Regions from separate parts of the Homo sapiens genome. Here region 1 is linked to region 2. Evidence: read pairs that join two places in POLR2A ChIA-PET (ENCODE). Cell type or tissue: A673. All regions are shown on one strand. Each heading gives the region's core, and the rest is flanking DNA. Links, peaks and the distances in the headings are about the cores only.

What was found. ChIA-PET counts read pairs that join two places held together with the same protein. Peaks named below come from ENCODE experiments on the same cell type or tissue, not always from the same donor. Only the 100,000 strongest peaks of a DNase experiment are listed, where the experiment ranks them.
Region 1: POLR2A ChIA-PET joins it to region 2 with 9 read pairs; 3 of 35 experiments call an interaction of 5 or more read pairs at or near these places.

The regions. Positions count from the first base shown.
Region 1 is chr5:140,854,551-140,857,472 of GRCh38, reverse strand. The region is part of intron 1 of PCDHA1 (protocadherin alpha 1); the gene reads right to left. All of the region lies in intron 1 of PCDHA2 (protocadherin alpha 2), which reads right to left. The region is part of intron 1 of PCDHA3 (protocadherin alpha 3); the gene reads right to left. The region is part of intron 1 of PCDHA4 (protocadherin alpha 4); the gene reads right to left. It also overlaps PCDHA5, PCDHA6, PCDHA7, PCDHA8, PCDHA9 and PCDHA10, and 1 more gene. In A673, for the core only: CTCF peaks have their summits at 978 (motif pointing left) and 1,622 (motif pointing left); DNase peaks (open chromatin) are centred at 962 and 1,582; H3K4me3 peaks cover 1,499 bases; H3K27ac peaks cover 974 bases.
Region 2 is chr5:141,016,257-141,019,178 of GRCh38, reverse strand. No RefSeq gene overlaps it. Among named protein-coding and RNA genes, the nearest start is that of PCDHB1, 34 kb to the left of the region's middle. In A673, for the core only: no CTCF peak of the experiment used is centred there; a DNase peak (open chromatin) is centred at 1,048.

The DNA of each region.
Region 1 (2,922 bases), core at 137-2,636, 160 kb after region 2:
GTGAAGATGTGGCAGCCTGGCGGGTTGTTCTCCTTCACGAACACCGTGTACTCGGACTGCGCGAACGCAGGCGCGTTGTCGTTCACGTCGGCCACCTCCACAGACACGCTGGCCGTGGCCCACAGCGGAGGCGAGCCCCCGTCCCGCGCGGTCACCACCAGCTCATAGGCCGACACCCTCTCGCGGTCCAGAGCGCTGTCCAGCACCAATGAGTAGTAATTCTTGTAGGTGGACACCAGCTTGAACGGAACGTGAGGCGTCAGAGAGCAGGTGACCTGTCCGTTGGCTCCTGAATCATGGTCAGAAACGCTGATTAGGGCAATGACGGTGCCCACTTGAGCATCTTCTTTCACTGGGAGAGACAGAGAAGTGACAATCACCTCAGGTGAATTATCATTTTCATCCAGTAGTTCCACTAGGACCGTGCAGTGACCAACCATAGGTGGGTTTCCCTTATCTGTAACATCTACATGAATTTCATAAGTGTTACTGTCCTCAAAGTCAATAGCATCATTTACTTTTATTTCTCCCGTCCTTTCGTTTATCCAAAATTTCCTTCTTATCGTGGGTGGGACCAAAGAGCTAAATGAATACATCATTTCCTTGTTTATTCCTTCATCCGAATCAGAAGCGTTGAGCCGTATTACTAATGTTTGGTTCACTTGATTTTCATACATCTTAACTTCATAAACCGGTCTGTCAAAGATAGGGGCGTTATCATTGGCATCTAACACCAGGATCAGCAGAGAAACAGATCCGGTAAATTCAGGTTTGCCTCCATCAGTTGCTGTCAACAACAACTTTAGCTGAGGATTTTCTTCACGATCCAGCAGCTTCCGCAGAACAAGCACTGGGAATTTGTCTTTGTCTTTTTTGTTTATAATATCAAGAACAAAATACTCATTTGGACTGAGTTTGTAAGTAAGCAATGCGTTCTCTCCAACATCCGCATCAGATGCGCCTTCTAGTGGAAATCGAGAGTCAAGCAGTCTGGATTCAGGTATTGAGAGCTTTTGTTCTGTTACGGAGAACCTGGGCGGGTTGTCGTTAATGTCCTTCACTTCCACGTCCACATGGAAAACCTGCAGCGGCCTGTCCACGATCACCTCCAGGTGGATGCTGCACTCCACGCTCCGCCCGCACAGCTCCTCGCGGTCAATCCGAGAATTCACAAACAAAATGCCATTCTGCAGATTTACCTCCAGAAGGTCCCCGTGTCTTTTGGACGCCACCCGGAACAGGCGCTGCACCAGCTCCGCCAGCTCCAGCCCCAGGTCCTGCGCGATGCGGCCCACGAAGGTGCCGTGTCTGGCCTCCTCGTAGACTGAGTAGTGGAGCTGGCCGCTCCCCACCTCCCAGGCTGCGAGGAGAAGAAGCGAGAGCAGCAGACACTGGACCCCCAGGCAGCTACATCTGGAAACCATCTTATCCTTCTCTTGTTTTACAAATCGACGAATCAGCGGTCTAGAACGCACATACGATCTGACATTTTCTGTCCTATTTCTTATATCTATTTTTTATCGAAATGGCTGAGATCTCAGAATGACGCTACTTCCTAGTCCTTGAGAAACTGGCTGATGCCTTTGTTCTAAAAAGCTATTTTGTGGACGACAGCGACATCCGGTGGCTTTAGGTGTAAGTACGATTCCATGAGTTCACAACTTTTCTTTCATTCATATGTTAATTCTTTTTTTACGTATTTTTATGTCTATGGACTTTCAAAGCCTCACATTACGTCTCTTTATAGTTAATAACAATAAATGTTGATCCCACGTGCAATGTTTTCTTAAATGTAGACTCTCAGAGTAGTGATTTCTTCCCTAACCACATGATTATCAATAGCCGAATTTCAAAATGCCCTTAATATTTGCATACTACTGAGTATACTAATATTTTATTAAATGACAACTTTAGTTCCATTTAAGTTCTGACACTTAACTTACTTCTCTTTCTCATTATTTTGAGATTTAATAAGGTTTATTTAGACACTAATGTCAAGCATCAACTATCTGTGAGGTGTTTATAACTCCGAAGATCTAGTCATCACTAGAATTTAGAGATCATTAGCTTCAACATCAGACATTTCTCCATTTAGATTCCTATTATCCTACTCACTAGCCACATGACTTGGGAAAATCGTTTAACCTCTCCCTCCCTCATGTTCCAATTTTATAACTTTGGCCTAATAGTAATACGGTGGTTGAGTGAATTATAATATAGTAAGTGCTTGCAATAGTACCTTAAGGAGAATGAGTGCTTCATAAATGGAAACTATTCTCAGGCCTCAATTTGGCCACATTTGTTTTCATGAGGCTCAATACCAAATTTGGCTCATCAGGCAAAATTATTACCTATAGAATGCCTTAATTATTGCTACTGCACAGGCTGAGAGTGGTGGTTTCTGTATTTAAGAAAACAGAAAAGTACTATTACAGAAAAATCCTTTATACAAGAAGTTTCATTTTATAATATCTTACACGGGCAAAAAGAATCTTAATTATAATTCTGAATAAAGTAATTAAGAAATTTATTATTTCTGCTTTCAGAGGCAAATGCTTTCAACCCTGTTATATTTACGCTTTTCAAATGCCCAAAAGACACAGTTCTGAAATATATCTAGTAATTTTATCAATGTCAGTGAAGTTTTTCATCACCACTTGCAGTAAAAATATTTTTTTCTCTCTCAAAGTTCTTGAAATCAAATATTCAGGAATGAAAATGTAATATATCTGTGCTGCTGAAAAAAACTTGAGTTTTCTGTCTTTCCAAGAAAGGAAAACTTAACAACAGACATATTGGTCTTATGCAAGGGTTAATTTATTTTATTTAATGATGTTTTGACTTTTCTAAAGAATATTTTTAAATGTGTCAATTACTTTAAACTTTTTTTATTAAAATCTGAATGACAGAGCAACAATATTT
Region 2 (2,922 bases), core at 100-2,599:
TGAGGTAATAACTGGACTTACATGCCAAATGTGGTAAAAGACTATTCATGGTAGTAAAAATTTGAAAAAACCTTTATTGTCTATTAATGGAGAACTAGTTAAATAAATTATACTATAGCTATATCATGAAATACTAATATAAATAATTAAAAGGATTTATATTTATGTGGAAAAAAAGCAAGTTACAGAAACTAAGACCAGTATGATCCTTTAAAAACTATATACATATTTACAGAAAAATGCATCTTCTCCCTCTTGATGCTCTCTTGTACGCAAAGGGAACTTGGAGTCACACTCTTAACTTTTCCATACCCCTTTATTCACTCTGCTTCAGGAGGTTTTAGGGACGTATTTGATTGGCAACTTGGGTAAGAATAAATGGTTAATACTTGGCTCAGCACTGCCTCTTTTCCTCCTGGAGTTAAGCTTTCTGCTGGGAATAATAGTTCTTTTCTGTTCAACACTGTCTTTCTTGCCAGACACTGGGATTAAAAATTTGACTAATTCTGGGGTTCATCTAGCAGTCCCATTTGGCACTCACACTAATCTACATTCTCTAACATCTTTATTATTAATAAAAGGAATATTTTTGCCTTATGATGCCATTCTTTTGTCTTATTTATCAATTAATTCAGTACCCTGGACAAGAGAGAAGGCTGCTATTTATTGAGTCCTTTCAAGCACCCAGTTACAAATGCATGAAAAAAGGAATGGAGAAATAGATGCCAAACTCTTAATGGTGCCTCTCAGGAGATACTTCACTTGCTACTTTCCAAATTCTGGACATCTGTATATTTTATTTTTTAAAAAAATAAAAGCTTGTTTTACTTTTAGAATCAATAAAGGGAAATCAATATTGATATTTCATCTTGAATAAAAAGATTAATAAAACATATATAACAATGAAATACTACTCTCTATATAAAATTAACATGACCTCCCTAAATTGTACTACTTTTGGCTCTCAAACATATAATGAAATGAGTATTGTCATTCACTCCTGGTGGCCTCTAGCTGTGCAGTAGAGTGGTAACAGGAGAATAGCTGCCTTGTCATTGACTAGCTGTGTAACATTGAATGAGTCATTCCCCTTTCTGTGAGCCTCAATTTTCTCATTTGTTAAATAAGTTTCCTTGGGGCCCTAAGTTTCTAAGATTCTATACACTGATGTTTAATATACTAACAGTATCTGGGGAATATCAGCTATCAGCAAGCTATTAAAGTTGTCTCTAAGTATCCGATCTCCTTTTTTCTGAGAATTCTCCTTCCTACCCACAGTCCTCTGGCCCATGGCTGATGGGCTACCTGACTCAAGGTGATCCAATTAGTTTTTCTTTCCAGGAAGAAGTTAGAACTAGGAATTAGAAACAGAAAGTATGTGGCCGGGTGCGGCGGCTCACGCCTGTAATCCCAGCACTTTGGGAGGCCAAGGTGGGCGGATCACAAGGTCAGGTGTTTGAGACCAGCCTGGCCAATATGGTGAAACTCCGTCTCTACTAAAAATACAAAAATTAGCCAGGTGTGGTGGTGAGCGCCTGTAGTCCCAGCTACTCGGGAGGCTGAGGCAGGAGAATCACTTGAATCCGAGAGGAGGAGTTTGCAGTGAGCTGAGATTGCGCCATTGCACTCCAGCCTGGGTGAGAGCGAGACTCCGTCTCAAAAAAAAAAAAAAAAAAAAAAAAAGAAGAGAAAAAAGAAACAGAACGTAGGTTTTTATGGGCCACTAGAACCTAGTGTGTATAAATTTAGAAGCTGTGGCAAAGAGAAGGAGAGGGAGCTGATCTGTAGAGACAGGAAGAATGAAACAGATTAAGAGAGATAATTAGAGAAGATAAATTTAAAAAGGAATTTTTCTGGCTTCCAAGTTACTGGTTCCAGAGGCCTAAACTTACTCCCATTCTTAGTTTCAATGAAACAAATTTGTGTCCTTATAATAAATCATCCTTTTTAGCTTAAACTAGATGGTGTTGGTTTCTTTAACTCACAACCCAAGAATCTATTTTAAAATGCACATCTCTGTCAGCAAAAATGGTCTCATTCCATAGCCCCTTGGCCCTATCATTCCAAATCTATGCAAAGAAAGTACCTGAATGATCCTAATTTTATTTGTTTAACCTGTACAAGGCTTCCTCCCCATCCTATAAGCATCCCCAGGAAAAATCTAGCACTGCCTATCCCAGCTACTGATCCCAAGTATATGGACCACCCACCTATGTCCTAGAACCGACTTACCAGATATCTGGTTGGGCTCTAAGCTAGCATACTACTGTGAAAAGTGTGAAAGGAAGGCTAGGACTTCCAGACTCCAAGATTTCTGAAAAATTGATCATAGGCTTGAGGAGGACCAAGAGGAAGGTGATCTGGAAAGCTACAGCAGTTGGGAAGAAATGTGTGCTGTGTCTGGCTGATGAATTCTATTAGCCATAGAGAATGGAATAAACCTGATTTAGGAATGCAGTTCTTTCTTTTTTTTCTTTGAGACAGTGTATTGCTCTGTAACCCAGGCTGGAGTACAGTGATGTGACTGATTATAGCTCACTGTAATCTCAAACTCCTGGGCTCAAGCAATCCTCCTGCCTCAGCCTCCAAAAGTGTTGGGATTACAGGCATTAGCCACTGAACCCAGACTGGAATTACGTCTTGAAAGGCTGATTTAAGGGATAAAATAGTATCAATAATTTCATAAGGAAGGTTTCCTGAAGTTTATAGCCAGATGGTTTTGTAACTGAGATTTTTTAAATACATGAATGGCTGCCTTGATTTTTGGCTGTCTTGGATTCATTACTTGATAAGCAATTTGTTTTTCTTAAAATGAAATAAGCTCCACTGGTACAAAGTTAATATGTCTACCCTCAGGTAACATGTAACAACCTAGAAAAAAGTTAGACTGCTTTCTACCCAATGTTCAACCAGATTATATTA